Regions from separate parts of the Homo sapiens genome. Here region 1 is linked to region 2. Evidence: read pairs that join two places in POLR2A ChIA-PET (ENCODE). Cell type or tissue: PC-9. All regions are shown on one strand. Each heading gives the region's core, and the rest is flanking DNA. Links, peaks and the distances in the headings are about the cores only.

What was found. ChIA-PET counts read pairs that join two places held together with the same protein. Peaks named below come from ENCODE experiments on the same cell type or tissue, not always from the same donor. Only the 100,000 strongest peaks of a DNase experiment are listed, where the experiment ranks them.
Region 1: POLR2A ChIA-PET joins it to region 2 with 9 read pairs; 1 of 35 experiments calls an interaction of 5 or more read pairs at or near these places.

Annotation. Positions count from the first base shown.
Region 1 is chr7:39,880,666-39,895,762 of GRCh38, reverse strand. It overlaps LOC101928688 (a long non-coding RNA gene), which reads right to left. Exons shown (of 9, transcript XR_001745176.2): 8 at 5,129-5,256. It also overlaps the pseudogene RN7SL496P. Among named protein-coding and RNA genes, the nearest start is that of CDK13-DT, 61 kb to the left of the region's middle. In PC-9, for the core only: no CTCF peak of the experiment used is centred there; a DNase peak (open chromatin) is centred at 7,412; H3K27ac peaks cover 1,489 bases.
Region 2 is chr7:40,891,528-40,906,624 of GRCh38, reverse strand. It overlaps LOC105375242 (a long non-coding RNA gene), which reads left to right and starts at 6,319. Exons shown (of 3, transcript XR_927191.3): 1 at 6,319-6,582. It also overlaps a transcript of SUGCT not described here. In PC-9, for the core only: no CTCF peak of the experiment used is centred there; DNase peaks (open chromatin) are centred at 6,324, 6,794 and 7,274; H3K4me3 peaks cover 1,789 bases; H3K27ac peaks cover 2,436 bases.

The sequences.
Region 1 (15,097 bases), core at 3,537-11,536, 1.0 Mb after region 2:
TGCGGTGTATACAGTGCAGTCCCAGCTACTTGGGAGGCTGAGGCAGGAGGATAGCTTGAGGCCGGAAGTTTGAGGCTGCAGCGCACTATGGTTGCACTTGTGAATAGCCACTGTACTCTAACCTAGGCAACATAGCCAGACCTTGTCTCAATAAAAGAAAAACAAAAAAAGAAAATCAAAATGTGAATCAGAGGATTCCAGGTGATTCTGCCACAGGCAAAAGTTTGACAACCACTGACTTAGATTATGCCATCACCAAGTGTTAAAGTATTTAAATAAAAGTAACTGGTTCTAGACTTATCCTACAGATCAAGAATAAACAGTGTGGTAGACATAACTACACTGTCATTTATGTGACATCCCTGGTGACTGTCAGGGATTCTCTGTTCATCATAACTGTGTTTGATTGGGATAATGACCCCTCTGGGGAGGAGAGTCCAAGGATAGAAAGGTGTGGGTGGTTCTGAAGAGAAGCAAAGGCACCCACCCAGGTGTCCATACTAGAAGTTGGCAGCAGGGAATACATCCACCGTGGCACTAAAACAGAGAACAAAGCAAACATGAAAGCAAAGAAATTCCCTGGGCAGGAGGCTTGTTTTCTTCAGTTTGACTTCCAGGGAAAGAATGGAGGGGATTCCCCAGCAAGAGCAGGGCGTCCTATCCCAAGTGTGTGGCCTGGGCTTGCAGCAGTTGAGCTAAGCTGGAACAATGTCTCCCAGCATCCCCTTCCCTGCATAGTTCCAGGCTGGCATGGCCCACAAGAGACATCTTGGGTGGAATTTGGAAGACAGAGGTGAAACAGCAGCTGTATCCCTTCTGTGCTCAGCTGACTGGCTCAGGCTCCAGCTACCATCCCAGCACATGCTCGTGTTGTTGCTTTTCTGTTGGCTCACCTTGTTGGTGGCAGCCCGTGGCTCACAGCTCCTCCATATTTTGCTGGAGCCTCTTTCAGCTTCTCTGACTCTTGGGCCAGATGTATGTTTGGTTCCATAGTGGAAGGCTCTAGCTTTCCCTATAGGACACCTACTTCCTTGAAATTGGAAGCTTTCTAAAAGACCTATGTGGGCTCCAATCTGTCCTCTGGCTCCAGCTTTGGGCTCAAGAGTCCCAGTTTATCCTTGCTTTCCTCCACTTCATATCCATCCTCATCCTCATCCCCAGAGGACCTGCCCTGCAGACTTCAGGCCCCAGAACCAGCCATCTACAGACTGTTCAATGTTGACAAAAAAAAGTCAAGTCCTGTAAAATATTTGAAGAGATTTATTCTGGCCCAAATGAGGGTGACCATGGCCCGTGACACAGCCCTCAGGAGACCCTGAGAACATGTGCCCAAAGTGGTTGGGGCACAGCCTAGTTTTATACATTTTAGGGAGACATAAGACATCAAATACATGTAAGATGTACATTGGTTTGGTCTGGAAAGGTGGGACAACTGGAAGGAGGCAGGTGGGGGAGGTCCAGGTTATAGGTAGATTTAAACATTTTCTGAATGGCAGTTGGTTGACAGAGTTAACTTATTAAGCTATTATCTAAAGACCTGGAATATACAGAAAGGAATGTCTGGGTTATGATGATAAGGGGTTGGGGAGACCAGAGTTTTATCATGCAGGTGAAAGCTCCAGGTAGCAGCCTTCAGGGATAATAGACTGAAAGTGTTTCTTTTTTTGTTTTCTTTTTGAGATAGGGTCTCACTCTGTCACCTAGGCTGGAGTACAGTGGTGTGATCTTGGCTCACTGCAACCTCTGCCTCCCGAGCTCAAGTGATCCTTCTGCCTCAGCCTCCAGAGTAGCTGTTATTACAGGTGTGCACCACCACGCCTGGCTAATTTTTGTATTTTTAGTAGAGACGGGGTTTCGCCATGTTGACCAGGCTGGTCTTGAACTCCTGACCTCAAGTGATCCACCCGCCTCGGCCTCCCAAAGTGCTGGGATTACAGGCATGAGCCACTACGCCCGGCCCGTAAGTTTTTCTTATCAGACTTAAGGTCTGTGTTGATGTTAACGCTTGTCAGCTTTTGCTGAAATCCAAAAGAGAGGAGGGTATAATGAGGTATGTCCAACCCTCCCTTCCTGTCATGGCCTGAACCAGTTTTTCAGGTTAACTTTGGAATGTCCTGGCAGAGAGGATGGGTCCATTCAGGTGGTTCGCGGACCTTAGCATTTTATTTATTATTATTATTAACTTCATACATTTTTTTGTTGAGATGAGCTTTTGCCATGTTGCCCAAGCTGGTCTTGAACTCCTGGGTTCAAGAAATCCACCTGCCTCAGGTTTCCAAAGTGCTGGGATGAAGGCTGAGGCAGGTGGATCACTTGAGGTCAGGAGTTTCAGAACAGCCTGGCCAACAAGGTGAAACCCTGTCTCTACTAAAAATACAAAACTTAGCTGGATGTGGTGGCACATGCTTGTAATTCCAGCTACTTGGGTGGCTGAGGCAGGAGAATTGCTTGAACCCCGGAGGTGGAGGTTGCAGTGAGCCGAGATCATGCCACTGCACTCCAGCCTAGGTGACAGGGCGAGACTCCATCTCAAAAACAACAACAACAACAAAAAACCAAAGTGCTGAGATTACAGGTGTGAGCCACTGTGGCTATCCCAGAATTGTTTTTAGTTTGCATTAACCAGCTTCCAAAATTGTTTAGGTCCTCTCAAATCTCCCTAGTATACATCACTCTGAGTGGGTTTTTCTGGATGGACCCTTGGCTGATACACTGGCACAGAGAGAGGACACCCCATCTGGAGCAGACAAGGCACAAGCCAAGAGGGATCACAGAACTAGACCTGAGGGAGGAAAAAAAGTGTCAGAGAATCAAGGTATCCTGGCCAGGTAAACCCAGGGGACTGTTAGGGTGACCCAGTTTTCAGAAGAAAGATCCATCAAAATGCAGGAATCTTAACTCTTTGTACCATTCTCAACACTCAGCTACAGAGTGATGATTTCCAGAATTGGTGGAGAGATGCTGGAACAAGCTTGTCTGATCTGAGTCCCAGCTCCAACCCTTACCAGCTGGACAACCTTGGACTAGTTGCTTAACCTCTCTTTGCCTCAGTTTATTCACATGCAAAATGGAGATAATAATAGCACTTATGTCACAGGTTGTTGAGAAGTTTACAGGAGTTAATATTTGTAAAGCTTCCAGAATAAGCCTTGGGACATAGCAAGTACTATTTACATTTCTTCTATTTATTTGGAGGTATTCACATTTACAGATGACTCAAGTTTCACCTATGTCCCTTGGAGAGTACCTCTCCCTTACTTTCCCCCCAGGATTTGCCCCAGGAATTCCCCTTTTGCCTCCCCTGTAAGCATTCTTCTCATCTCCTCTCTCTCTTCTACCCAAAGCCCTGTAACCACCCAGCAGGTTCACCTTGCCCGCTGCCTAGACAGAGCCAATTTATCAAGACAGGAGAATTGCAATGGAGAAAGAGTAATTCATGCAGAGCAGGCTATGCGGGAGACCAGAGTTTTATTACTACTCAAATCAGTCTCCTTGAGCATTTGGAGAATTTTTAAAGATAATTTGAGGGGTGGAGTCTCAGGAAGTACGGGGTGCTGATTTGCCAGTTTGGAGATGGGATTTTAGGGGGTCATAGTGAGGTTTTCTTGCTGTCTTCTGTTCCTGGGTGGGATCACAGAACTGGTTGAGCCAGATTACCCTTCTGGGTAGTGTCAGCTACCAGTGCAAGGTCTGCAAAATGTCTCAAGCACTGATCTTAGGCTTTACAATGGTGATGTTATCCCCAGAAGCAATTTGGGGAGGTTCAGACTCTTGCAGCCAGAGGCTGCATGACCTCTAAACCATAATTTCTAATCTTGTAGCTAATTTGTGAGTCCTACAAAGATAGACTGGTCCCCAGGCAAGAAGTGGGTCTTTGTGGGGAAAGGGCTATTATCAATTTTGTTTCAGAGCAAAACTGTGAACTAAATTCCTTCCCAAGGTTAGTTCAGCCTATGCCCAGGAGTGAACAAGGACAGCTTAAAGGTTAGAAGCCAGATGGAGTCGGTTAGGTTTGATCTCTTTCACTGTCATAATTTCCTCTGTTATAATTTTTGCAAAGGTGGTTTCAGCCCTGCCATCAGCCCTTTTGGAAGGAGTCTTTTGGGCAGCATGCCAGCCCTCTCCTGGATCTTCTCTGCCCTGATCTCACCTTACAGAAACCAGTTATCAGCATCTGAAATCCAAGGTGCAAATTATCCTGTGAGGTATCAGTGGTCATGGCAGTGGACGTGGCTGAGGCAGTGATTGGAGCCTTTTCTTGCCCTTATCTCTTTTTCTTTTTTTTGACAGTCTTGCTTTGTCACCCAGGCTGAAGTGCGGTGGCGCAATCTCGGCTCACTGCAACCTCTGCCTTCCAGATTCAGGCGATTCTCAGCCTCCTGAGTAGCTGAGATTACAGGTGTGCGCCACCATGCCTGGCAATTTTTTTATTTGTAGTAGAGATGGGATTTCGCCATGTTGGCCTGGCTGGTCTCGAATTCCTGACCTCAGGTGATCCACCTGCCTCGACCTCCCAAAGTGCTGGGATTACAGGCGTGAGCCACTGCACCCGGCCATGTGTCTTACTTATTGAACATCTGCTGTATATCATGCAGTTCACTAGGTGCATAACATATAATAATGCTTCATTCAGTCTTCCCCACAGCCTGTTGGGCAATACCATCTTTGTTTCACAGGAGAGGCAGTTGAAGCTGAGAGAGGTTAGGTAGCTGCCCCAGATCACACAGCCAAAGAGCCATGGGGTCAGATTAGGAAACCAGGCCCCTATGGGCTGCACAACCCTAGCCAGCACTTTCCACTACAAAACCTGCCCTTGAATTTCCTAGTCACTGTCAGAAAATCTCGAAAGGGATGTGCACTGCTTTAGGGACAGGGGAGAAGGGTGGGGGACTAGGTGAGGCTTAGTTCTCTAGGGGCTAAGAGAAGCAGAGGAGCATGAGAAGTGTCTAGGAGAATGCCCACAGCTGGCTCACTTCCATCCCTTCATCTTCCCTCATGCCCTATTTTGACCTTGGGCAAATGCCACCAAGTTCCAACAGTGCAATACCTATTGTCCAGGGCAGCAGAAGGGCAGGTGGTTGCTCCATGTTCCTGAGCCCGACTGCCTTCCCGTTCGAGCTGGACTTACCCTCTGGATTGCGGTTTTCAGAACTTTCTCAACCAGTGTGGAGAAACCATAGAAACCACACAGAAGGTAATTTGAGTGAGTACTCTTCTCAGTTCTTCCAAGAATGTTGCATCCCATGCTGCAGTTCCCTGCAAGATGCATAAGAGTGGAGTTAATTCATTACAGAATATGCCCTAGGACAATAGGACTGAATTCTCTCAGAAAGAAAGGTTATTTTTTGTTACATAAACAGAAAGAGTAGTACAATATATGCTATAACAAACCCCTATATACACACACACACATCATCCATCTTCAACAATTAATGACAACGTGTCCATTTTGTTTCATCTATCCACTCCCTCCAGTACTTTTCGGGGAGTGGTGGGGATGAGCATTTTATTTTGTTTGTTTGTTTAGACAGTTTTGCTGTCACCCAGGCTGGAGTGCAGTGGTGCCATCTCGGCTCACTGCAACTTCCACCTCCCAGGTTCAAGCGATTCTTGTACCTCAGCCTCCCAAGTAGCTGGGACTACAGGCGTGTGCCACAGCCCCTGGCTGATTTATTTACTTACTTATTTATTTATTTATTTTAGATTTTTAGTAGAGATGGAGGTTTCACCATGTTGACCAGGCTGGTCTCAAACTCCTGGCCTCAAATGACCCACCCACCTCGGCCTCCCACAGTGCTGGACTACAGGCGTGAGCCACCGTGTCTGGCCAGGATGAGCATTTTAAAGCAAGCTCCAGACGTCATGAAATTTTACCCACAAATACCTCAGTATGCATATTTTGCTGGTAAAAACCTTTTATATTTCTTTCTACTTATTTTTTTTTCCTTCTTTTAAAAAAATGTATTGGTTATTTTTTTAGATCAACATCTCACGATGTTGCTCAGGCTGATCTGAAACTCCTGGGCTCAAGCAATCCTCCCCCTTCAGCCTCCCAAAGTGCTGGAATTACAGGCATGAGCCACTGCACCTGGCCAAACCCTTTTAAAATATGATCACTATGCCGTTATTGAACAACAATGTAATAACACTGCACCTTGCACCAACAAATATAATTAGTAACATCTAAAACAATAATATAAAATTTATAATAAATAAATAACATCCACTACCCAAACCATATTCAAATTTCATTGATTATCTCAAAAATGGCCTTTTTATAGGATTCAAACAAAACCTACACGTTGATTTAGTTCTCATGGCTGTTAAGTCTTCAAGCAAATCTTTAATCTCTATAAACCTCAGTTTCTTCATCTGTAAAATGAGAATTAATAACCATCTCATGGAGTGTGTTGGTTTCCTTGGGCTGCCTTAACAAGTTCCACAAATTCAGTGGCTTAAAACAACAGAAATTTATTCTCTGGCAGTTTTGGAGGCCAGAAGTCCAAAATCAAGGCATCAGCAGGGCCATACTCCTTGAAGGCTCTCGGGAAGCATCTTTCCTCACCTTTTCCAGCTTCTGGTGGCTGCTGGCCACCCTTGGTGTTTCTTGGCTTGTACCTGCGTCACTCAAGTCCTCACCTATTGTAAGGACAGTCACCTTAGAGCACACCCTAATCCAGTGTGTCCTCATCTTAACGTAATTACATCTGCAGAAACCTTATTTCCAAATAAGGTTACATTCATAGGCACTAAGGGTTAGGATTTGAACAGATTTTTTAGGGGGTCACAGTTGAACCTATCACACATGATATTTGCATGGGGAAAATACAATACTGCTGTGGCAAGTAAGAATCACTTAATAAAAATGATGGCAATGTTCAGTATTACTACTATAACAATAGATGACCACAGCTCCACTCCAATTAGAACAGTTGAGGAATATGACATGACAAAAACAAATAGAGGCCAGGCAACTGTAGGAAACAGAAAGTTGTACAGAGGACCCGGCATTTTCCAACATTAATGAGAGGCCTGTGAGGAAAGGGAATTTGGCTTGGAGTGATAAGTTTAGTTCCCTCTCTCTCTCTCTCTATTCTTAGAGATAGGATCTCACTATGTCATCCAGGCTGGAGTGCAATGCCTATTCACAGTCACAATCCCACTACTGATCAGCACAGGAGTTTTGACCTGTTCAGTTTCTGCCTGGACTGGTTCACCCATCCTTAGGCAACCTGGTGGTCCCCCACTCCCAGGAGGTCACCATACTGATGCTGAACTTAGTGCAGACACCCGATTGGCATCGTGTACTATAGTCCAGGACTTCTTGGGCTCAAGTGATCTTCCCACCTCAGGAGTAGCTGGGACTACAGGCATGCACTGCTGTGCCTACAGGAGTCAAAAGTTTAAGTGCTGCAACTTCCTCATGGGGAAGCTGTTTAGCCAGAAAGACTACATCCCAGAGCTATTTATTTATTTATTTATTATTTTTATCTTTTCTGTTCTCTTAGATGGCTGGATGAGATAATCCCTGTATTCCTTTCCAGCTCTATTTTTCTGTGATTTGTTCATTACCTGTTTCAGATTACCCCAATTTTGTCAGAAGAAACTCAGAATTTTGAAATATTAGAGGCTTTTGCAAATGGAAAGTTGAATTGGAAGAGCAATCAAGATATCTTTGTAGGCCAGGTGTGGTGGCTCACACCTGTAATCCCAGCACTTTGGGAGGCTGAGGCAGGCAGATCACTTGAGGTCAGGAGTTCGAGAGCAGCCTGACCAACATGGAGAAACCACGTCTCTACTAAAAATACAAAATTAGCCAAGCTTGGTGGCACATGCCTGTAATTCCAGGTACTCGGGAGGCTGAGGCAGGAGAATCACTTGAACCCAGGAGGTGGAGGTTGCGGTGAGCCAAGGTCACGCCATTGCACTCCAGCCTGGACAACAAGAGCGAAACTCCGTCTCAAAAAAAAAAAGAAAACAAAGATATCTTTGTAGATTTTTACTAAATTAAGAAGCAGTAAGCAATGAGTTTTAAAAAAGAAAAAATCTTTTACATTCTAAAATGCATTTCTGAGTCAAAGCTGTAGAACAGTATGGGGGAAATGTAGAAGTCTCCCATTGTCTAATAATCCTTGATTCACATTGGCTTTCAAACAGTGAATCTATAGCTATAGCCCCAATTATAATTTGTGACACAACTTCTTGCATATGTATTAGGTTGGTGCAAAAGTTATTGCACTTTTTGCCATTAAAATGGCAAACCTGCAGTTACTTTTGCACCAACCTAATAGAGTTGAAGAACCAATCCAGACCTTCAGTCTTCATTTGTGCAATTCTAGTTCTGTATGTTTGTTTTCCATAAGGAAAATACGTAGTAGTCATTAAATGCTGTTCACTAAATATTTGCAGCTCTCTACCTTTGGGGCACCTGGTAGGATTTGGGTTATGTAGCTCTTTTTGGTCAATGAAATTTGAGCAGGAATGACATGTGACCCTTCTGGGTAGAAAGCAGTGCGTAATTCACCATGTTCACCTTCCCAATGTCCTGATGATCAAGGAAGCCACTGCTGAGAGGACACTACTGGCAGCCTGGGCCCTGAGTGGTGGCAGCAGCAAAGAGGCCCTGCAGCCCCACCTTGGACATGTAGCAAAAGTAAGAAATAAATGTGATTGCTGCAATTTGGGGGTTGGTTGTTACTGTGGCATAGGCCATTCTATCCTGGCTGACACAACATTTTTTTTAATACTAAAAAGAAGCTGGGCCACGCACAGTGAATCGTGCCTGTAATCCCAACACTTTGGGAGGCCAGGATAGGGAGACTGCTTGAGGCCAGGAGTTCGAAACCAGCCTGGGTGACAACAGTGAGATGCTGTCTCTACAAAAAATAAAAAATATTAGCCAGGCTCCAGGCGCAGTGGCTCATGCCTGAAATCTCAGCGTTTTGGGAGGCCAAGGCAGATGGATCACGAGGTCAAGAGTTCGAGAGCAGCCTGAGCAACATGGTGAAACCCCATCTCTTCTAAAAATACAAAAATTAGCCGGGCGTGGTGGCACATGCCTGTAATCCGAGCTACTAAGGAGGCTGAGGCAGGAGAATCATTTGAACCCGGGAGGCAGAGGTTCAGTGAGCCGAGATTGCGCCACTGCACTCCAGCCTGAGTGACAGAGTGAGACTCCATGTCAAAAAAAAAAAAAAAAATTAGCCAGGCACGGTGGCACATGTCTATAGTCCCAGATACTTGGGAGGCTGAGGTGAGAGGATTACTTGAGCTCCGGAGGTGGAGGCTGCAGCATGCTGTGATGGAACCACTGCACTCCAGCCTAGGTCACAGAGCAAGACCCTGTCTAAGAAATAAATAAATAAATAAATAAGAGGTTTCAAAAAAGTCAATTCTCTAGCAAACCAGGGCATTTCTAAACTTTAGGAGCAAAAGGATTGTGATTTTTGGCCAGCAATTTAATTTCCCTTGCTTAACTTTGTAATTATCTCACATGCTCCCTGAAGCCTTGAAGTCAGATCTCTGCCTACCCTTCATTCACATCCCCAAACCAGTTAGAGCAGAAACCAAGTTCCCACCTGCCCTGGCCTTCCAAAGTGCTGAGATTACAGGAGTGAGCGGCCACTCCTGGCCCCCAACTTTCTTTTTTTTGTTTTATTTTTTTGAGATGGAGTTCCGCTCTTGTTACACAGGCTGGAGTGCAATGGGTCAATCTTGGCTCACTGCAACCTCTACCTCCCCAGCTCAAGCGATTCTCCTGCCTCAGCCTCCCAAGTAGTTGGGATTAGAGGCATGCACCACCACGCCCGGCTAATTTTGTATTTTTAGTAGAGACAGAGTTTCTCCATGTTGGTCAGGCTGGTCTCGAACTCCCGACCTCAGATGATCCGCCTGCCTGGGCCACCCAAAGTGCTGGGATTACAGGCGTGAGCCACTGCGCCTGGCCCTTTTTTTAGACGGAGTCTCGCTCTGTCGCCAGGCTGAAGTGCAGTGGCGCAATCTTGGCTCACTGCAATCTCTGCCTCCCAGGTTCAAGCAATTCCCCTGCGTCAGCCTCCCAAGTAGCTGGGACTACAGGCACCTTGCCACCACGCCCGGCTAATTTTTTGTATTTTAGTAGAGACGGGGTTTCACCATGTTGGCCAGGATGGTCTTGGTCCCTGACCTCGTGATCCACCTGCCTCAGCCTCCCAAAGTGCTGAGATTACAGGCGTGAGCCACCACGCCCGGCCCCCAAACTTTCTTTAGGAGTCAACCGAACTCACACCAAGCTGTGTGAAAAGCCACAGCTTTGTCTAGTTTAGACACAAATCCAGGCAGAGTTTCTGGTTATGACAAAACACAATCTCTGTCCTCCTCCTCCTCCCTCTTCCCTCATTCATTCAACGATATCTATTGACTGCCTACTACTGTGTGCCAGGCCCTGTGCAAGGTCCTAGAGAAAGGGCCCTTAAAAGCCACAGATCCTGCCTCCATGACCAACTGGCCACCTGTGCCCTTCCCTGATCCCTGCCCCTGCCTCCTGCTCTCCTACCCCAGCCCTCATTATTTTCCTATCAATTTTCTTTTTCTTTTCTTTTCTTTCTTTTTTTTTTTTTTTAGATGGGAGTCTCGCTGTGTTACCCAAGCTGGAGTGCAGTGGCGAGATCTCAGCTCACTGCAACCTCTGCCTCCTGGGCTCAAATGATCCTCCCACCTCAGTTTCCTGAGTAGCTGGGATCACAGGCATGTGCTACCACACCCAGCTTATGTTTGTATTTTTGGTAGAGATGGGGTTTCACCATGTTGCCCAGGCTGGTCTGAAACTCCTGACTTCAAGTGATCTGCCTGCCTCACCCTCCTAAAGTGCTGGGATTACAGGTGTGAGCCACCATGCCCAGGCCCCAACTTTCTTTAGGAGTCAATTGAGCTCAAACCAGAAACTTCTGTTGCTAGATTATTAAATCTCAGGGTCTTTAGACAACTTCTGTGTAGTACAATACTTCTCAAACTGGTTTCTCTATTGATATTCTTGGGCAGCTAAGAGTGTTCAGGTTGGGAAAACACTACCTCAAGAAATTAAAGATAATCTATAAAGCTTTTGGCTATGTAGTATTACTAACTATATAACATACCTTTATAACATAAAATAATTCAACCAAAGTAAAAATCACAAATGCAGGGTGATTGTGTTATTTTGACATTAGGTGCAATATTTCTTAAAATGAGGTCAGCAGATCCCAGGGCACAGGGAGTGGGGTGGGTTCTCTGGACATATTTTTGGGGGATGTGCGTTCTCCAGTTTAAGAAGCACCAACACAGGGTAGTAGATCCCAAAGCTGGCTTTATATTGGAGACATTGGAGAATTTCTTTTTTCTTTTATTTTCTTTCTTTCTTCTTTCTTTTTCCTTCCTTCCTTTCTCTTTCTTTCTTTGTCTCTTTCTCTCTCTCTTCCTGTCTTTCTTTCTTTTTTTTTTTTTTTTTGAGACAGGGTCTCATTATGTTGCCTAGGCTGGTCTTGAGCTCCTGAGCTCAAGTGATCTGCCTGCCTCGTCCTCCCAAAGTGCTGGGATTACAAAAATGAGCCACCACGCCTGGCCTGATTTTCTCCTAAGGTTTCTACATAAATATGTCTTAGAGTTTTGTTTATTTATTTGCAGAAATTTGCATAAGTCTTAGAGTTAAAAAAAAAATTTCCCCTCAGGATTTATACATTTTTCATTTACTTTTGATGATGTATTTGTTTACTCTAGCTGTTCTCCAGCCAAGCTATGTAAGTCTGTCTTACAGCAAGTGTTTTTGTCCACATAACTCTTTTTCCTACACTTACGGTAAAATACACGTAACACAAATCTACCATCTTAAACATTTTTAAATTTACAGCTCAGTGGCATTAGGTTCATTAACATCACCATCACCACCATCCACTCTCAGAATTCTTTTTTCTTGCAAAATGGAAACTCTGTATCTACTAAACACTAATTCCCCATTCTCCCCTCCTCCAACCCCCTGGCAACCACTTTTCTACTTTTTGCCTCTGGGAATTTGGCTACCGTAGGTAACTCATATAAGTAGAATCATACCATATTTGTCATTTTGTGATTGATTTATTTCATTTAGCAGAATACCCTTAAAGTTCATCGTTGTAGCATGTGTCAGAATTTCCTTTTTTTTTTTTTTTTTTTTTTGAGATGGAGTCTCGCTCTGTCGCCCAGGCTGGAGTGTAGTGGTGCGATCTCAGCTCACTGCAAGCTCCGCTTCCCGGGTTCAGGCCATTCTCCTGCCTCAGCCTCCCCAGTAGCTGGGACTACAGGCGCCTGCAACCACGCCTGGCTAATTTTTTGTATTTTTAGTAGAGACAGGGTTTCACCGTGTTAGCCAGGACCATCTCAATCTCCTGACCTTGTGATCCACCCGCCTCAGCCTCCCAAAGTGCTGGGATTACTGGCGTGAGCCACCGCGCCTGGCCAATTTCCTTCCTTTTTTAAATTTTTTTTTTTTTTTTTTTTTTGAGATGGAGTCTCACTCTGTCGCCCAGGTCGGAGTGTAGTGGCGCAATCTCAGCTCACTGCAACCTCAGCCTCCGGAGATCAAGCAATTCTCCTGCCTCAGCCTCCCAAGTAGCTGGGATTACAGGTGCGTGCCACCACACCCAGCTAATTTTCATATTTTTAGTAGAGATGGGGTTTCACGATGTTGGCCAAACTGGCCTTAAACTCCTGACCTCAGGTGATCTGCCCACCTTGGCATCCCAAAGTGCTGGGATTACAGGCGTGAGCCTGTTCCCAGCTGAACTTGGAAATCCCGAGTGGGCACCAATGACTTACTGATTACTCAGTAACCGTGCAGTCCTTTTTTACCTTCATTTTCAGGGGGTCCTTCGTGCTTCCTTTGTAGTGATCCTCACACAGGGCACCAGCTGCAGGGGTCCATCCTGCAGACCCTGACCCAACAACAGATGAATAAATACCCTGATACAGATATTATTCTGAGAGTTCAGGCGATTTACAGACTCCCAAGAGAGTGTTGTAAAGACTTGCAACCATGGCCCCCACTCGCTGGCCCTCTGTCACTTATATGGCACACATTAAATGACAAAATTCTCAAGTAAACACCACTAGAAGGTAATTACCATGTAGAGAGCAATCATGCACCTGCAGATGGTCAAAGGTTAGTCTTAGGACCACATGAGTCAACAAGCTATTTAGACAGACTCCTCTACATTCCTATGTTAATTACCCTTGCTATAGCTCAAGGAGGATTAGGCTGCTGTCAGCCATAACTCTATCCTGAGGCTTTTGCAAAAACCTTCCAGCTTTCCAAGAAGGTTTGTGTTTATTTTACAATTTTTCCCACCATCCTAACTGAACCCCTACACCCTATCCCACTCGGTGTGCTCTTGTGATCATGACTGGTGCAAGCTACACCCTTCTGCAGAAGTAAATTTGCCTTGCTGAGAAAATTTCTGTTCGAGTGCTATTTCTTTTGCGGCACCAAAAGTTGTTTCTAATGTGAGTGCTGTTAAGTGTAAGCAGAAATTAACACCAGCTGGTTGTTAATCTTTAGCCAAGACAAACCCCAATTCAGTTACTTACCTAGGAATGGGTCTCAGGCTGAAGTGTAAGCAAATTAACACCAGCTGGTTGTTAATCTTTAGCCACGACAAACCCCAATTCAGTTACTTACCTAGGGATGGGTCTCAGGCTAAATAAAGACTGCTGTCTACTATCCTAGAAGCAGGGGAAAAAAAACTCATCTTTCCTGCTGGAATTGAACTGGTTCGCTTCCATCATCATGGAAGCAGGAAAAACTTGCCTTCCTTGTGTTGGAAGCAAGTAAAACTCAAAAAAAAAAAAAAAAAAAAGGAGTTGTTAGATCTCGACCAAATTTTGGGAGATCAGGGATTCTCTGGGGGGGGTGCTCTCAGACCTCAGCAAATTATCCTATTGGTTTGAGCCATAAAGTTAGCTCATGCTAACTTTGATTTAAAGCTTGTCAAAGGTCAGGGGTATCTCCACTCAGAAACCCCTTCTGGTTACCAAAATGTAAACCCAGAAAATCTGAGAGTTCTCAGTTAATTTTGAAAGTTTAGGCCAGGCACAGTGGCTCACACCTATAATCCCAGCACTTTGGGAGGCTGAGGTGGGTGGATCACGAGGTCAGGTGTTCAAGACCAGCCTAGCCAAGATGATGAAACCCTGTCTCTACTAAAAATACAAAAATTAGCTGGGCTTCTGTAATGGCAGCTACTCGGGAGGCTGAGGCAGGAGAATTGCTTGAACCTGTGAGGCAGAGGTTGCAGTGAGCCGAGATCATGCCACTGCACTCCAGCCTGGGCAACAGAGCAAAACTCTTGTCTCAAAAAAAAAAAAAAAAAAAAAAAAGAAAGAAAGTTAGTTTACTTTGTCAAGGTCGAGGATGTGCACCCAAGACACAGTCTCAGGAAGTCCTGACAACATGTGCCCAAGGTGGTTGTGGCACAGCTTGGTTTTATACATTTTAGGGAGACATGAGACATCAATCAATACATGTAAGAAGTACATTAGTTCAGTCTGGAAAGGCTGGACAACTCGAAGTGAAGGTGAGAAGACCTGAAGCAGGAGGGGGCTTCCAGGTCACAGATAAGTGAGAGACAAACAATTGCATTCTTCTGAGTTTCTGATTAGCCTTTCCAAAGGAGGCAATCAGATACTATACGCATCTATCTCAATGAGCAGAGGGACAACTGAATAGAATGGGAGGCAGGTTTGCTCTAAGCCGTTCCCAGCTGCTTTTTCCCTTTAGCTTAGTGATTTTGGAGGCCCAAGATATTTCCCTTTCACAATGCCAAAATAAAGTTTGCTGAAGAAGAAAAGGGGAAAGTAGGAAGTAGAGAAGGAAGAGGAGGAGAAGAAAGAGGGACAGGGAGGACAAAGAAGAAAGTAGCTGTTGGCAGCCATCTTGAAACCACCCTGGAAAAGACTGTCTCAGGATACAGTGAAACCAGAAGAGCTAAGAGGTGGACCCACGTGACTTTGAGCACTACTTTATGCTTTAAATCTCCTAAACTTTCCAGCTTATATGAGTCACATTATCCTTTCTTACAAGACTTGGTTGTGAAATACATATTTTACCAGA
Region 2 (15,097 bases), core at 3,006-11,005:
CTTATAGTACCTAACACAGTGTAAATGCTGTGTAAACAGTCATTATACTCTATTGTTTTTATTTGTATTTTTTTATTGTTGCATTTAAAAAATATTTTCTATCTGTAGTTGTTTTAATCTGAAGATGTGGAACCCACAGATATGGAGGGCCCACATACTTGTCAGGACAATAAAAAATTACACATTATTTTTCTACCGTTGTTCCTACGTTTATTTTAGTTTGGGATCCATAATTAAATATATCCAAGACTCACTATTAGTCCTTTGGCCAATGTTTCCCCAGTTCTCTCTGATTTGGATGAAGCTTTTCTCCTTGAATAGTTCTGTGGAAAGAAAGTTTCAGAGTACAGGATCACCTGAGTTGTGCATGCTCAATTCTGTTGAGGGATAGCATTGGTTCATAAGCTCCTTGGATCAAATCCTTGAGTTTATCAAAAATGTTCTCCACCACGGTCTTTACTGTTGAGAAGTTTGATGCAAAAAAAAAAACAAAAAACAAAAACAAAAAACAGCTCTGGAAATGGATGGTGATGATGGTTGCACAACAGTATGAATGCAGTTAATACCGCTGAATTATACACTTAAAAATGGTTAAAATGATGGCAGGGTGCAGTGGCTCATGCCTGTAATCCCAGCACTTTGGGAGGCCAAGGCGGAAGTGCAAAGATCACTTGAGGCCAAGAGTTTGAGACCAGCGTGGGCAACATAGTGAGGCCCCATCTCTACAAAAAATTTAAAAATTAGCCAGTGTGGTGGCATGTGCCTGGGGTCCCAACTACTTGGGAGGCTGAGACAGGAAGATCATTTGAGCCCAGGAATTTGAGGCTGCAATGAACTATGATCGCACCACTGCAGTCCTCCAGCCTGAGTAACAAAGTGAGATCCTGCCTCTAAAGAAAAAAAAAAAAGAAAAAAAAAATTTAAAATGGTAAATTTTTTGTCATGTGTATTCTACCACAACAATTTTTTTTCAAGGCACCTATTAGATGCCAGGAAATGTTCTAGACCCTGAGTACACAGTAGTGAATGAGAGAGACCGATATTTGGCCACTGTGAAATTTGCCATTCAGAGGGAAATGTAGAAAATAAATGGCGTTATATGAATGAGACACAGTGCAGTGTAGTGATAAAAAACTTGAACTGGGAGGAAATACATTTCTGTTGTTTTAAAACAAAAAACCTACAAATATCATAATTAATATTAGTTATGCTTGCTCTATTTCCTTTTATCATCTCTTTTCATTAATATTTACTTGTTCTGCTTTTTTGTGAGAAAACATAAATTCTTCAGGTTGTAATCAAAAGAGAGAATGTTTTAAGTCAATGAGAAAATCACTCTTAAGATACACATATTGTTCAGAATCGTCTTCTCACAACCAAGGGTTTCTTGCTGCTTGGAAATGGCAGGTAAGTCATTTTTATGAACCAAATGATTCAAGTAAAAAGATTTACTCAATACGAATAGTTTATTTATTTGTTGGAGATATGTATCAAAGTTCTCAAACAACTATGAGTGATTCCATCACAGAAAATGCTCGAAAATTGTTATCCTATTAGAGGTTTCTTCAGAATTGAACATCTCACTCCATGAGTTAACCATGTTATAGAGATTTTACTTGAAAGTAATGAAACTATTTACCACACTAAAAATGCCATCCGCCACTTGTTTTCAGGCAAACTTGGCTCATATGATAAAACTAGAATGTTTTAGACATCTTGTACTAAATCTGGATATTGGTGTTATCAAAGTAGAAAGTGAAAGAATAGGAAGTTAACTATGTGTTTTGAAAAAGGGATTGTTTTACACACACATATATACATATACATATATGTGTGTATACTTACTTCCCTAAACCTAAATCTCCATCCTCTACCTGAAGGCAATAATATATGTCTTCAGCTTCTAAATATTTTTATTGCAACAAAATATACTTAACATGTATCATCTCAACCATTTTAAGTGGCATCAAGTACATTCACATTGCTGTGCAAACATCATCACCATCCATCTCCAGAAGATTTTCATATTCTCACAATGAAACTCTGTCCCTGTTAAACACCAACTCCCCATTCCTCATTCCTTCCACCCTGCAACCCCTGGAAACGGCCATTCTACTTTCTGTCACTATGAATTTGACTATTCTATTATGTGACAATAATTTTTAAAATTATAACCTAATTATTCTAATATTTAATACAGTTAATGAAGCAAATTACGTCCCTTAAACTATCAGATGAACCCCACATTGGTATATATACAAAGACCTCATGGTGTAAAATCCAAGCCTTGGCCTGGTGGAGACCTGCCTCCATGAGGCAAACACAAAGCCCCTTTATTTGCCCTATTTAGATGAATCCTAAACAGCCTCCCTGGCGTCCTGGGCCCTGCCATATACTCGGTATGTTTCTGATGGTGCAAACTCAGTCGTAAAAACATCTACAGTACTTGCTTTAAAAGTACTCGCTGCTACTTAACTGTAAACAAACTTGTAATTTGGCTGTAAAAACTCATGAGTTGCTGAAAGGGGCTATAATAAAGTCGTAATGATTGCTGGCGAGAACCCTGCCAGAGAGGCTGAGGGTGGTTGGCCGGCTAGGAAGGATGGTATGCGTGATGTAAGCTGCGCCAAGCTTGGGCAGCGGCCATCCAGTACTGCCTTCCAAGAGGTTCATCTTTCTTGTGGTCCTCAATTCCCAAATATATCAAGTGCTGTTGGGTTCATGGCTACTGAGCAGAAGACACAAGGTCAGTTGTCAATCTCAGCCCTACTGGGGATACAGAGGCACCCTTCAAGCCTCTCAGGGCCTTTGAACAATAGCAATCTTTCTTTTTGGTAGGAGGATGTAAGGTAACATTTGGAAATGAAGGCTGGAGAGAATGACAGTTTCCTGCTGCAAACAGGTCCCATTGAAAGCCCAGGGTGCCACCCCTTGCCTTGCGTGTGATGAAAGAACTCGTCTTTCTGCAGGGATTGCTAGAGGGGGGTTTATCTAAGTAAAATGAAGCTTTTGTTGTTGTTGTTCATTCTGAGGTACTGGGAGAATATAACCAAAAGGCAGGCCTTTCAGAGCCAGAAGTGACTTGGCACCAGTAGACCTGTGTGGGGACTTCCAACGACGGCCAAGGAAGTTCTCATATTGGACTTCTGGCTCAACAGACTGGTGTCCTAGCAAAGGCTATGGTCTTACTGAGCCACTGCCCTTCTCTTCTTCTCCCCTGGCCCTCTTCTCCCCCTTTCTGAACTCTGTCCCCATTTACTTTCCATAATTCTCTGTCTAGGCGCTGATGTAAGTGGGGATCCTTGCACTGAGAGCTGTCCCTCAAGTGATACCTGTTCTGCCTGGAGCCCATTTAGAGCTCCCTCTCACCTCCGTCCAGCTGCACAGCCCTTCAGAGGTGGATAGTTTGGCTAGATAGTAACTTGATTACCTGCAAGTGGTGACACGCGCCTATAGTCCCAGCTACTTGGGAGGCTGAGGCAGAAGAATCACTTGAACCCGGGAGGCGGAGGTTGCAGTGAGCCGAGATCGCACCACTGCATTTCAGCCTGGGGACAGAGCAAGACTCCGTCTCAAAAAAAAAAAAAGAAAAGAAAAGAAAAGAAATGAAAGAAAGTAATTTGATTTGGAGTCAGGAGATCTGAACTTGGGGAAATAATTTATCTTTCAAAGCTTGGACCCTCCTCTGTAACAGGAGAGGATTAAATTCATTGCCTATGGTGTTTTCTAGTTTTAACAATTTTGGTTTTTTCAGCTACAGGGTATCTCTTGGAGCCTCTGTTTCTCTGCCTTTTCAGAAAGACGAGGCCAGAGCAGAACTGGATGCAGGAATACTTTTCTTCAGTCAAGGTCCTGGCTTAGACTTACAGAGACAGAGAGAGACATACAAATCCTGAAAATCATGTTGAAAATATGATTTCATTTATATTAAGATTTTAACATTATTAAATGATTCCAAAAGAAATACAAGGAGATGGCTTTATAGATAGGCTGCTCTCATTAATTCTTTGTGGTTTTGGTTTTTTTTTCTCTTTTTTTTTTTTTTGAGATGGAGTCTCACTCTGTCACCCAGGCTGGAGTGCAGTGGCGGGATCTCAGCTCACTGCAACCTCTGCCTCCTGGGTCCAAGTGATTCTCCTGCCTCAGCCTCCTAAGTAGCTGGGATTACAGGTGCATGCCACCAAGCCCGGTTAATTTTTTTGTATTTTCAGTAGAGATGGGGTTTCACCATATTAGCCAGGATGGTCTCAGTCTCCGGACCTCGTGATCCACCTGCCTCAAGCCTCCTAAAGTGCTGGGATTACAGGTGTGAGCCACCACACCCGGCTGGTTTTGATTTTTTTAATTGAAAAATATATTAAACATAAACATATTCTGGCCACATAATGTATGCTTGTTTTTTTGTTTGTGTAGTCACAAGTTTTTCTGTGATGCCTGGATTTGCAGGGAAACCAGCCTGAACACTCATTTCACGGTGTCTGTTACTTGGAAGGAAAACACAGTTTCTTATTTCTTTGCAGAACCACTTGGGTGAATGTAGGCTGTTAAAGTTGAAGGTGAGCTCACGTGCTCGAATTCTGAGCCCATGTGAGGATGTCAGTAACTTCCAGTGGGGCATGAAAACGATACTGTGTTTTAACCCAAGCTCTCTTTGCCTCTCCATTCCCACTTGCCTGGATTTGGCTGGATGTGCACCGCAAGGCTCCTTATTTCTGGCACTACTGTACAAAATGACCAGTGAATCCCTCTTATGTCATGACTCTGATTCTGAGTTCCTGGAATCTTAAAATATATCCAACACCTCTTTTCATGTTTAGCATTTCTGCACTATTTTAAAACTTTTTAAGACCGTAATTCAATTTATCCCCCATGAGAAACCAAATGTATTTGGCACTTCCCTTCATCCTTTGTGCTTACTTCTCAATTCTATTTCTGATTTGTTGCCTGGCATCCTTTGCTTTGGGATCTATGTGCCAAGAAAGCCACAAGGTTAACGTGGACCTGAACAGTGCTCTGTGATCCTCTGTTGGAAATCGCCAGAAATCAAGGCAGTTTGGTAACATCATTCCGTGAGGCCTGAGCTTGCAGAACGCCTTGGGGATGACCTTCTTATTGGATGCACACCAACTGCACTGTCTAGTATACTAAGGTGATGGTTGCTATATAGTGTGTGTTGTGAAGACTCATAAGATTAAAGGTTATTCTCGTGAGATAGATAGGGCCAGGCTCCCGGGAAATTCCCCATAAGTTGAAACAAACAGTAAGGACACATTTGCCTGGCCAAGGAAGTGATCAAAGGATCTTCGTGAGAAAACAGGAGATTTAGGACCAGCCAAGAGAGTCATTGTTTTCTTCGCTGCTAGCCTGGGTCACTTCCTCATTAGTTATGTCCCCAGATATTGGTCACCAAGATCCCTGGGCCACTTTCCCAATCCTTTGTAACCAAGTTCTGCTGAGAGTCCATGTAAGAGCTGTAAGTCAACTGAAATATCTTCTCTACAATGGACTTAAGCTTCTCAAAGCCAAATATAGTATGAATCACAAGATGAAAACCTAAAACAATCAGCTAACAGTTGGGAAACACTACCTCACTCCCCACCACCTACAATATACACACACATACACATCCATCCAAACATTTCTTTCTTTTAAGCTCTAAGTGTCAAATCCCTGGACTGACAATTACATATATTTTCCCTCATTTATCTTATATTTTGAATTGCACGTGCTTTTGAAAACCACCTAAAATCCTTTGGGGAAAAATAACGCATAGGTTAATCACTTTGTAAATGAAAAATAAATGATGTGCCATTCTTCTTCCAAGGTTTTCCCTTTCACTGCAGCCCAGCAGTCCTTACTCTGTCCTAAGTTCCTTTAGCTTCCTTGCGGAAATGCAGCTTCTAGGCTGCCTCGTGGTTTTTGCAGAGCACAGACAGCATCCTGGAAGTATGACGTGCTCTTCACTGGCAAGGACCTTCAGAGTTCCTCAGCCCCTCTCTCACTAGCTATTGACACTCCCCAGCCCAGGCTTGGGCACAGACGATGCGTTTGACAAACAAGTACTATTGTTTGGGCCAGCCAGATCTGTGGAATGAACTTTGGAACTCAAAGGGGACTAAAGATAGTTTTCTTTCACATCTGCTATGCTCCCAAGATAGTTTAAGAGTTGTTGAATGACTATGTGTTTTATGGGCACAATCTCACTTAATCCGCACAACTAGTTCATCCTGTAGACAAGGAAACAAAGGCATAAAGAGGCTTAGTCACCTGTCCAACATGAAGAAACATTGCCGGGAAGTCAGGCAATCAACTTCACAATTCAAAATCTTGGTCATGCAGGAGGAGCCAGAGGGAAAGAAATAGCTGGGCGGTTAGAAATGTGGCTTCAGCAAGACCACGGCGTTTGCTCTGGGCATTGAATGACAAGATGATTTGAAATACGCAGAGAAGCTGGAGGCTGCTTAAGGAAAAGTATGAGCCAAGTTTCCAAATCTGGAAAGCACAGCCGGTCATCGGCTCTTCCCAGAGCCTGGCCAATGCTTCGCTGAGAAGGCCTCGCAGCAGCCCCCGAGGATGAAGGAGGTGGGGGTCCTTGTGCTACTACTGTGACCTCTAGAAGAGAGAGGGCCAGGGCCCACCCACTACCCCCCAGCCCACCGCAGCCAGATCCTGCGAAACTCCAGGCCTGGGCTGCCTTCATCTTTATAATGAAGCTTAATTTATACTCTGGAGCAGAGTGCTGTGTAATGACATACATGGCCATACGCTCGGGAAGGAGTGGCAGGTTAAAGACTCAATTTCCTGGCCTCTCCAGCTTTGCGTCACCCTGCTTAATGATATTTCAACATTGAAAGGTTTGAAGTTTTTTTTCCTCTTTAAATTAAATATACAGTAGGTGTTTTGTGTTTAATTTCCTTAAGAAAAAACTGTGTTGTGGGGGTGATATGGTAAAAACAGCAAAAAAAAAAGTAGGAAAGAGTCCTGGAAGTTTATAAAAACCATATTGTATGCTCAAGAGACGGGAGTTACCTTCTTGGAGCCTTTTTGTTCTCCCGGGAATACTCATAATGCCGTCTTATGAGTTTTGTTTGTTGTTGTATTTTTCGTTGTGCTCTTGCTTTCTGTCTCAGCGTGTGCGTTGCCTCTTGAGTCGCGTGTCTTTTTATATGCTTCACAGAGGTAAATGGCTGACACCATAGCCTGGAGCAAAGAGGCTTTGGCGCAGCCTGCGTTCCATCACGTAATTGCATTCACAGGGCGTATTTATAGCCACCGAGGTGCCAAAATGGGAGGCGGAGGGGTAAATAAAGGGCCTTGCCTTAAGGAAGGTTGCTCACTGAGTCAGATACGCAGAGAACCTCTGCCAGTCAGGGTTGGTGAGGAGGGAGGGAAGGAGGGCGGGCGGCCAGAGATGCCAGTCTGTTCTCAGAAAGGTCAAGAGCTGTGCACAGCACAAGTTAAGGGAGCAAAGCGAGAGGAAGAGCAGCAGGGCACTCTCTCACTCCTTCCCTCCTATCAGAGGTTCTCCCACTGGGACCCTCAGAGCTCTGGGGGGTTCTACAAGAGTGGCTTGGAGGCCACAGTTGGGGAAGAAGGAATAACAATGCCTAAGAGCCGGACGTGGCTGTAGACCCCCCTCCCCAGCCCCAAGGAGAGCCACTGCCCTTTCACTTAAATGTGGCAGTTCCAAGTGACATTTTGTTTGAGGAACAGCTTCTTCATGTACCTAGGAAGTTTTGACTGTCCCTGATCTAGGAACTATTCACTTTGATCACATGAATCACCTAATGGCCCCCAAAAGCCTCACCGAGTATTGTTCTCTGCCACCTCCACCCCATTTTGTGTCCAGAATTGGTAGGCTTTCGGTCTCGCTGACTTCCAGAATGAAGCCGCGTACCCTCGTGGTAAGTGTTCATTTTTTTTTTTTAGACGGAGTCTCGCGGCGCGATCTCTGCTCACTGCAAGGTCCGCCTCCACGGTTCACGCCATTCTCCTACCTCAGCTTCCCCCGTAGCTAGGACTACAAGCGCCCACCACCTCGCCCAAAATAATTTTTTGTATTTTTAGTAGATCTGGGGTTTCACTGTGTTAGCGAGGATGGTCTCGATCTCCTGACCTCGTGATCCACCCCCCCCCCCCCCCCCGACCTCCCGGAGTGCTGGGATTACAGGCGTGAGCCCCAATGCCCTGCCGAGTGTTACAGTTCTTAAAGATGATGTGTCCGGAGTTTCTTCCTTCTGGTGGGTTCGTGCTCTTGCTGACTTCAGGAGCGAAGCCGCAGACCTTCGCGGTGAGTCTTACGGCTCTTAAACGCAGCAAAGCAGCATGTCTGGAGTTGTTTGTTCCTTCTGGTGGGTTTGTGGTATCTCTGAACTCACGAGTGAAAGCTGGAAACCTTTGCAGTGAGTGTTATAGTTCATAAAAGTGGCACGTCCAGAGTTGTTCAGTCCTCCCGACTTAAGTTCATCACTACTGGTGAGCTGGTGGTCTTGCTGGCTTCACGAGTGAAGCTGCAGACCTTCTGGGTGAGTGTTACAGCTCATAAAGACAGCGTGGACCCAAGGAATAAGCAGCATCAAGATTTATCTGAAAAGCGAAAGAACACACCTTTCACACCGGAAGGGAACCTGAGCGGGTGGCCACTGTTGGCGCAGGTGGCCTGCTTTTATTCTCTTATCTGGCCCCATCCACATCCCGCTGATTGGTTCATTTTACAGAGAGCTGATTGGTCCATTTTACAGAGAGCTGATTGGTCTGTTTTACAGAGTGCTGATTGGTCCGTTTTGACAGAGAGCTGATTGGTGCGTTTACAAACCTTTAGCTAGACAGAGTGCTGATTGGTGTGTTTACAATCCTTTAGCTAGACACAAAGGTTCTCCAAGTCCCCACTCAACCCAGAAGCCCAGCTGGCTTCACCTCTCATTTGCTGTCTTTGGAAGTCCTTCAAGCTCAGTTGGAGCCACCATCCCCCACTGAAGGCTCTTGGGGGCCCACTGCAACGGCCACACAATGGGATCTCTCTGCTTCTGAGTGTAACACAACTCACTCTTCCCAGCCACCAGAGTGTCACTCTACAACATAACTTGGATCCTATCCCTGAATGGTTAAAGCCCTTCTGTGGCTTCCTCACGTGCTGGAAGGTAAACCCCAAATATACCAAATGTGTGTGTGTGTGTGTGTGTGTGTGTGTGTGTGTGTCCAGCTTTATTGAGGTATAATTGACAAAAATTGTATATATTTAAAGTGTGCAACATGATTTCTTAATGAAATATCAGTAGTTTAATTCTATTTTTGTTTCCTGTGCTTTTGGGGTCATATCCAAAAAAGTCTTTGCCCAATGTCAAGAAGCTTTTCCCCTATATTTTATTCAGTAGTTTCACAGTTCCAGCACTTACATTTAAATCTTTAATTCATTTTGAGTTGATTTTTGTATGTGGTGTGGGATAAGGGTTCAGTTTCATTCTTCTACATGTGGATATCCAGTTTTTCCAAAACCATTTATTGAAGAGACTATCTTTTCCCCGTTGTGTGTTCTTGGCACCTTTGCCAAAAATCAAATGACCATAAAGGTGTGGATTTATTCTGGGCTCTCTAGTCTGTTCCACTGGTTTATATGTCTGTTTTTACACAGTGCTGTACTGTTTTGATTACAGTAGCTTTGTAGTGTATCTTGAAATCAGGTTATGTGATACCTCCAGCTTTGTTCTTTTTGTTCGAGATTGCTTTGACTATTTGAGGACTTTTGCGGTTTCATATAGATTTTAGGATTGTTTTTTCTATTTCTGTGGAAAATGACATTGGAATTTTCATTGGGATTGCGTTAAATCTATAGATTGCTTTAGGTAGTGTATTAGTCCATTCTCACACTGCTAATAAAGACATACCTGAGACTGGGTAATTTATAAAGGAAAGAGATTTAATTAACTCACAGTTCCATGGGGCTGGGGAGGCCTCAGGAAACTTACAATCATGGTGGAAGGGGAAGCAAATACAACCTTCTTCACATAGTGGCAACAAGGAGAAGTGCCGAGCAAAAGGGGAAAAGCCCTTTATAAAACCATCAGATCTCATGAGAACTCACTCACTATCATGAGAACAGCAGCATGGGGGGTAACCGCCCCCATGAATCAATTATCTCCCATTGGTTCCCTCCCACAACACGTGGGGATTGTGGGAACTGCAATTCAAGATGAGATTTGGGTGGGGACACAGCCAAACCATATCAGGTAGTATGACTATTTTACCAATATTAATTCTTTCAGTGCATAAACATTGGATATCTTTGCATCAATTTCTTTCATCAATGTTTTGTACTTTCAGTGTATAGATGTTTCACTTCCTTGGTTAAATTTATTCTTAAGGTTTTTTAAATTTTTAATGCTGTCATAAATGGGATTGTTTTCTTATTTTTTTTCAAATAGGTAATTGTTAGTGTACAGAAATACAACTTATTTTTGCATATCAAATGTACCCTGAAACTTTACTAAATTTGTTTATTTGTTTGAATCAGATTTTTTGGTGGAATCTTTAGAATTTTTCTGTATATAAATCATGTCACTTGCAAACAATTTTACTTCTTTCTTCCAAATTTGGATCCCTGTAATTTTTTAAAAATCTAATTGCTCTGGCTAGGGCTTCTAGTACTATATTAAATACAAGAGACAAGAGTAGACAGCTATATCTCAATTCCAATCCTAGGGGAAAAGTTTTCAGCTTTTGGCCATTAAAAATGATATTAGCTGTTAGATTATCATATGTGGTTTTTATTATGTTGAGGCCCACAGTACCATACTGTGTTGATTACAATAGCTTTGTACTGTATCTTGAAATCAGATTGTGTGATGCCTCCAGTTTTGTCCTTTTTGTTCAAGATTGTTTTTACTATTTGAGGACTTTGTGGTTTTGTACACATTTTCAGATTGCTTTTTGTATTTCGATTTTCTTTTATGTCTAATGTGTTGAGGTTTTTTATTATAAAAAGATGTTGAAATTTTTTCAAATTTTTTTTCTGTGTCTGTTCAGATAATCAATAATTTTTTATTTCATTCTGTTAATATGGTGTATCACATTTACCTATTTGCATATGTTGAACTATCCTTGCATCCCACGGATAAATCCCACTTGATCATAGTTTGTGATTCTTTTTTCAATTTTTTGTTTAGGTTCAGGGTACATGTGCAGGTTTGTTATTAATATATAGTTAAATTGCATGTCATTGGGGTTTGGTGTACAGATTATTTTGTCACTCAGTAATAAACATAGTACCCAATAGGTATTTTTTTCTGATCCTCTCCCTCCTCCCACCCTCCACCCTCAAGTAGGCCCCAATGTCTATTTTCCCTCCTTGGTGTCCATGTGCTCTTATTGTTGAGCTCCTACTTATAAGTGAGCACATGTGGTATTTGATTTTCTGTTCCTGTGTTAGTTTGCTTAGGATAATGGCCTCCAGCTCCATCTATGTTGCTGCAAAGGTCATGCATAATTTCATTCTTTTTTATGGCTACATAGTATTCCATGATGAATATGTACATTTTCTTCATCCACTCTACTACTGATGGGCATCTAGGTTGATTTAATGTCTTTTCTATTGTGAATAGTGCTGCAATGAACATACACATTTATGTGTATTTATGGTAGAACGATTTATATTCTTTTGGTTATATACTCAATAATGGGATTGCTGGTTCAAATAGTAGTTCTATTTTAAGTTCCTTGAGGAGTTGACACATTGCTTTCTACGTGGCCGAACTAATTTATATTCCCACCAGCAGTGTATAAGTGTTCCCTCTTCTCTGAAACCTCACCAGCATCTGTTATTTTCTGACTTTTTTAATAATAGCCATTCTGACTGGTGTGAGATGGTATCTCAATGTAGTTTTGATTTGCATTTCTCTAATGAATAGTGATGCTGAGTATTTTTTCAGATGCTTGTTGGTCACATGTATATCTTCTTTTGAAAAGTGTCTGTTCATGTCCTTTGTCCACTTTTTAATGAGGTTGTTTTTTGCTTGTTGATTTCAGATCCTTATAGATTCTGGATATAAGACCTTTGTTGGATTCATAGTTTGCATATATTTTCTCCCATTCTGTAGGTTGTCTGTTTACTCTGTTGATAATTTCTTTTTCTGTGCAGAAGTTCTTCAGTTTAACTAGATCCCATTTGTCAATTTTTGTTTTTGTTGCAATTGCTTTTGGCATCTTCATCATGAAATGTTTGCCAGGTCCTATGTCCAGAATGGTATTTCCTAGGTTTTCTTTCAGGATTTTTGTAGTTTTAAGTTTTGCATTTACTTCTTTAGTTCATCTTGAGTTGAATTTTGGGGTCCATTTTCAATCTTCTGCATATGGCTAGCCAGTTATGACAGCACCATTTTTTTCTGAATAGGGATCCCTTTCTCCCAATGCTTATTTTTGTCAGCTTTGCTGAAGATTGGATGGCTGTACATGTGCAGGATTATTTCTGGACTCTATTCTGTTCCACTGGTCTATGTGCCTGTTTTTGTATCAGTACCATGCTGTTTTGGTTACTGTAAACTTAACCTTGTAGTATAGCTTTTTTTTTTTTCTTCTTAAGACAGAGTCTCACTCTGTTGCCCAGGCTGGAGTGCAGTGGCATGATCTCGGCTCACTCTGCCTCCCAGGTATAAGTGAGTCTCATGTCTCATTCTCCCAAGTAGCTGCAATTACAGGTGCCTGCCACCATGTGCAGCTAATTTTTGTATTTTTAGCAGAGATGGGGTTTTGCCATGTTTGCCAGGTTGGTTTCAAACTCCTGACCTCAGATGATCTGCCCACCTTGGCCTCCCAAAGTGCTGGGATTACAGGTGTAAGCCACCATGCCCAGCCTCTTGTAGTATAGTTTGAAGTCAAGTAAATTAATGTGGCCAGGTTTGTTCTTTTTGCCTAGGATTGCCTTGGCTATTCAGGCTCTTTTGTGGTTCCATATGAATTTCAAAACAGGTTTTTTTACTGATTCTGTGAATATTTTTTTAAAAATTCTTTATTTATTGATTATTCTTTGACCCATTGGTTGTTCACTAGCATGCTCTTTAATATCCATATATTGGTTAATTTACCAATATTCCTCATGATATTGTTTTCTATTAATAGTTTGATACAATCGTGGTCAGAAAAGATACTTGGAATGGTTTTAGTCTTCTTGAATTTGTTAAGACTTGTTTCATGGCCTACCTTATCCTTTGATTTATCCAGAAGAATGTTCCATGTGCATTTGAAAAGAATATGTATTCTGCTCCTGATAGATGGAATATTCTTTTTATATCTGTTTGATCCATTTGATCTATAACATTTGAACAGTATTGTTCAAATCCACTGTTTCCTTACTGGTTTTCTCTCCAGATAATCTATTCATTGTTGAGAGTGGGGTATTGAAGTCCCCTACTGTTATTGTATAAATGTCTATTTCTTTTTCTGTTACTATTAGCTTTATATATTTAGGGACCCTGATGTTGGGTGCATATATATTTATAATTGTTATGTCTTCTTGATGAATTGACCTTTTTATCATTATATAGCGACCTTCTTTGTCTTTTGGGACAGTTTTGACTTTAAGTCTATTTTGTCAGATATAAATATATATAAATATAACCACTCCTGCTCCCTTTTGGTTACTATTTGCACAAAATATCTTTTTCTATTCTTTCTCTTTCCACCTGTGTGCCTCCTTAAAGCTAAAATGAGTTTCTTGTAGACAGCATATAGTTAGATCTTGTTTCTCAAAATCTATTCAGCCATTCTGTCAAGTTACATTTAAAAGTAATTACCAGGTCTGGGAACAGTGGCTCATGACTGTAATCCCAGCACTTTGTGAGGTCACGATGAGAGGATCATTTGAGGCCAGGAGTTTGAGAGCAACCTGGGCAACACACCAAGACCCTAGTTCCACAAAAGAAAATTTTTTTAATTAGTCAAGTGTGGTGGTGCACACCTGCTGTCTTAGCTACTTGAGAGGCTGAGGAGGGAGGATTGCTTGAACCCAGGAGTTTGAGGCTGCAGTGAGCTATGATCACAGCATTGCACTACAGCCTGGGTGACAAAGCAAGACCCTCTCTCTAAAAAAAACTTTAATTTTAATTAAACAAGAAGTAATTACTGAAGGTAAGAACTTAATGTTGACATTTTGTTTATTGTTTTCTGATAGTATTATAGTTCCTTTATTCATTTTTCCCTCTTTCTGTCTTCTTTTGTGATTTGATAAATGTTCATGGTAGTATGATTTGATTTCTGTCTCTTTATCTTTTGTGTATGTACTATAGGTCTTTGTTTTATTTTGTGGTTATCGTGAGGCTTACATTAAACATCTTATAGCTATAAAAGCCAATTTTAAGCTGATAATAACTTAATTATGACCACATATAAAAACTCTACACTTTAACTTCTCCTCCCTCCACACTTTGCTATTGATGTCAAAATTTACGCCTTTTATATATTGTGTATCCATTAACAAATTATTGTAGCTATAGTTATTATTAATACATTTATCTTTTAACTTTATACTGGAGTTAAAAGTGACTTATTCACCACTTCTACAGTGTTATTCTGAGTCTGACTATATTTTTATCCTTATGGTGAATTTTATATATTCTTTTTTTTTTGTTGAGACAGAGTCTTGCTCTGTCACCAGGCTGGAGTGCAGTGGCATGATCTCGGCTCACCACAATCTCTGCCTCCTGGGTTCAAGTGATTCTCCTGCCTCAGCCTCCCGAGTAGCTGGGATTACAGGTGTGCACCACCACACCCAGCTGATTTTTGTATTTTTAGTAGAGACAGCCTTTCACCTTGTTAGCCAGGATGGTCTCAATCTTCTGACCTCATGATCTGCCTGCCTCGGCCTCCCAAAGTGCTGGGATTATAGGTGAGAGCCACCTCACTTGGACTAATTTTATATTTTCATATGTTTTCAGCTTGTTAGCATAATTTTTTTCAACTCAAACTCTCTTTAGTATTTCTTGTAAAGTAGGTCTAGTGGTAATGAACTCCCTCAGCTTTTGTTTGTCTGCGAAAGTCTTTGTCTCCCCTTAATTTTTGAAGAATGGCTTTGCTGGGTATAATATTCCTGATTGGCAGTTTTTGTTCT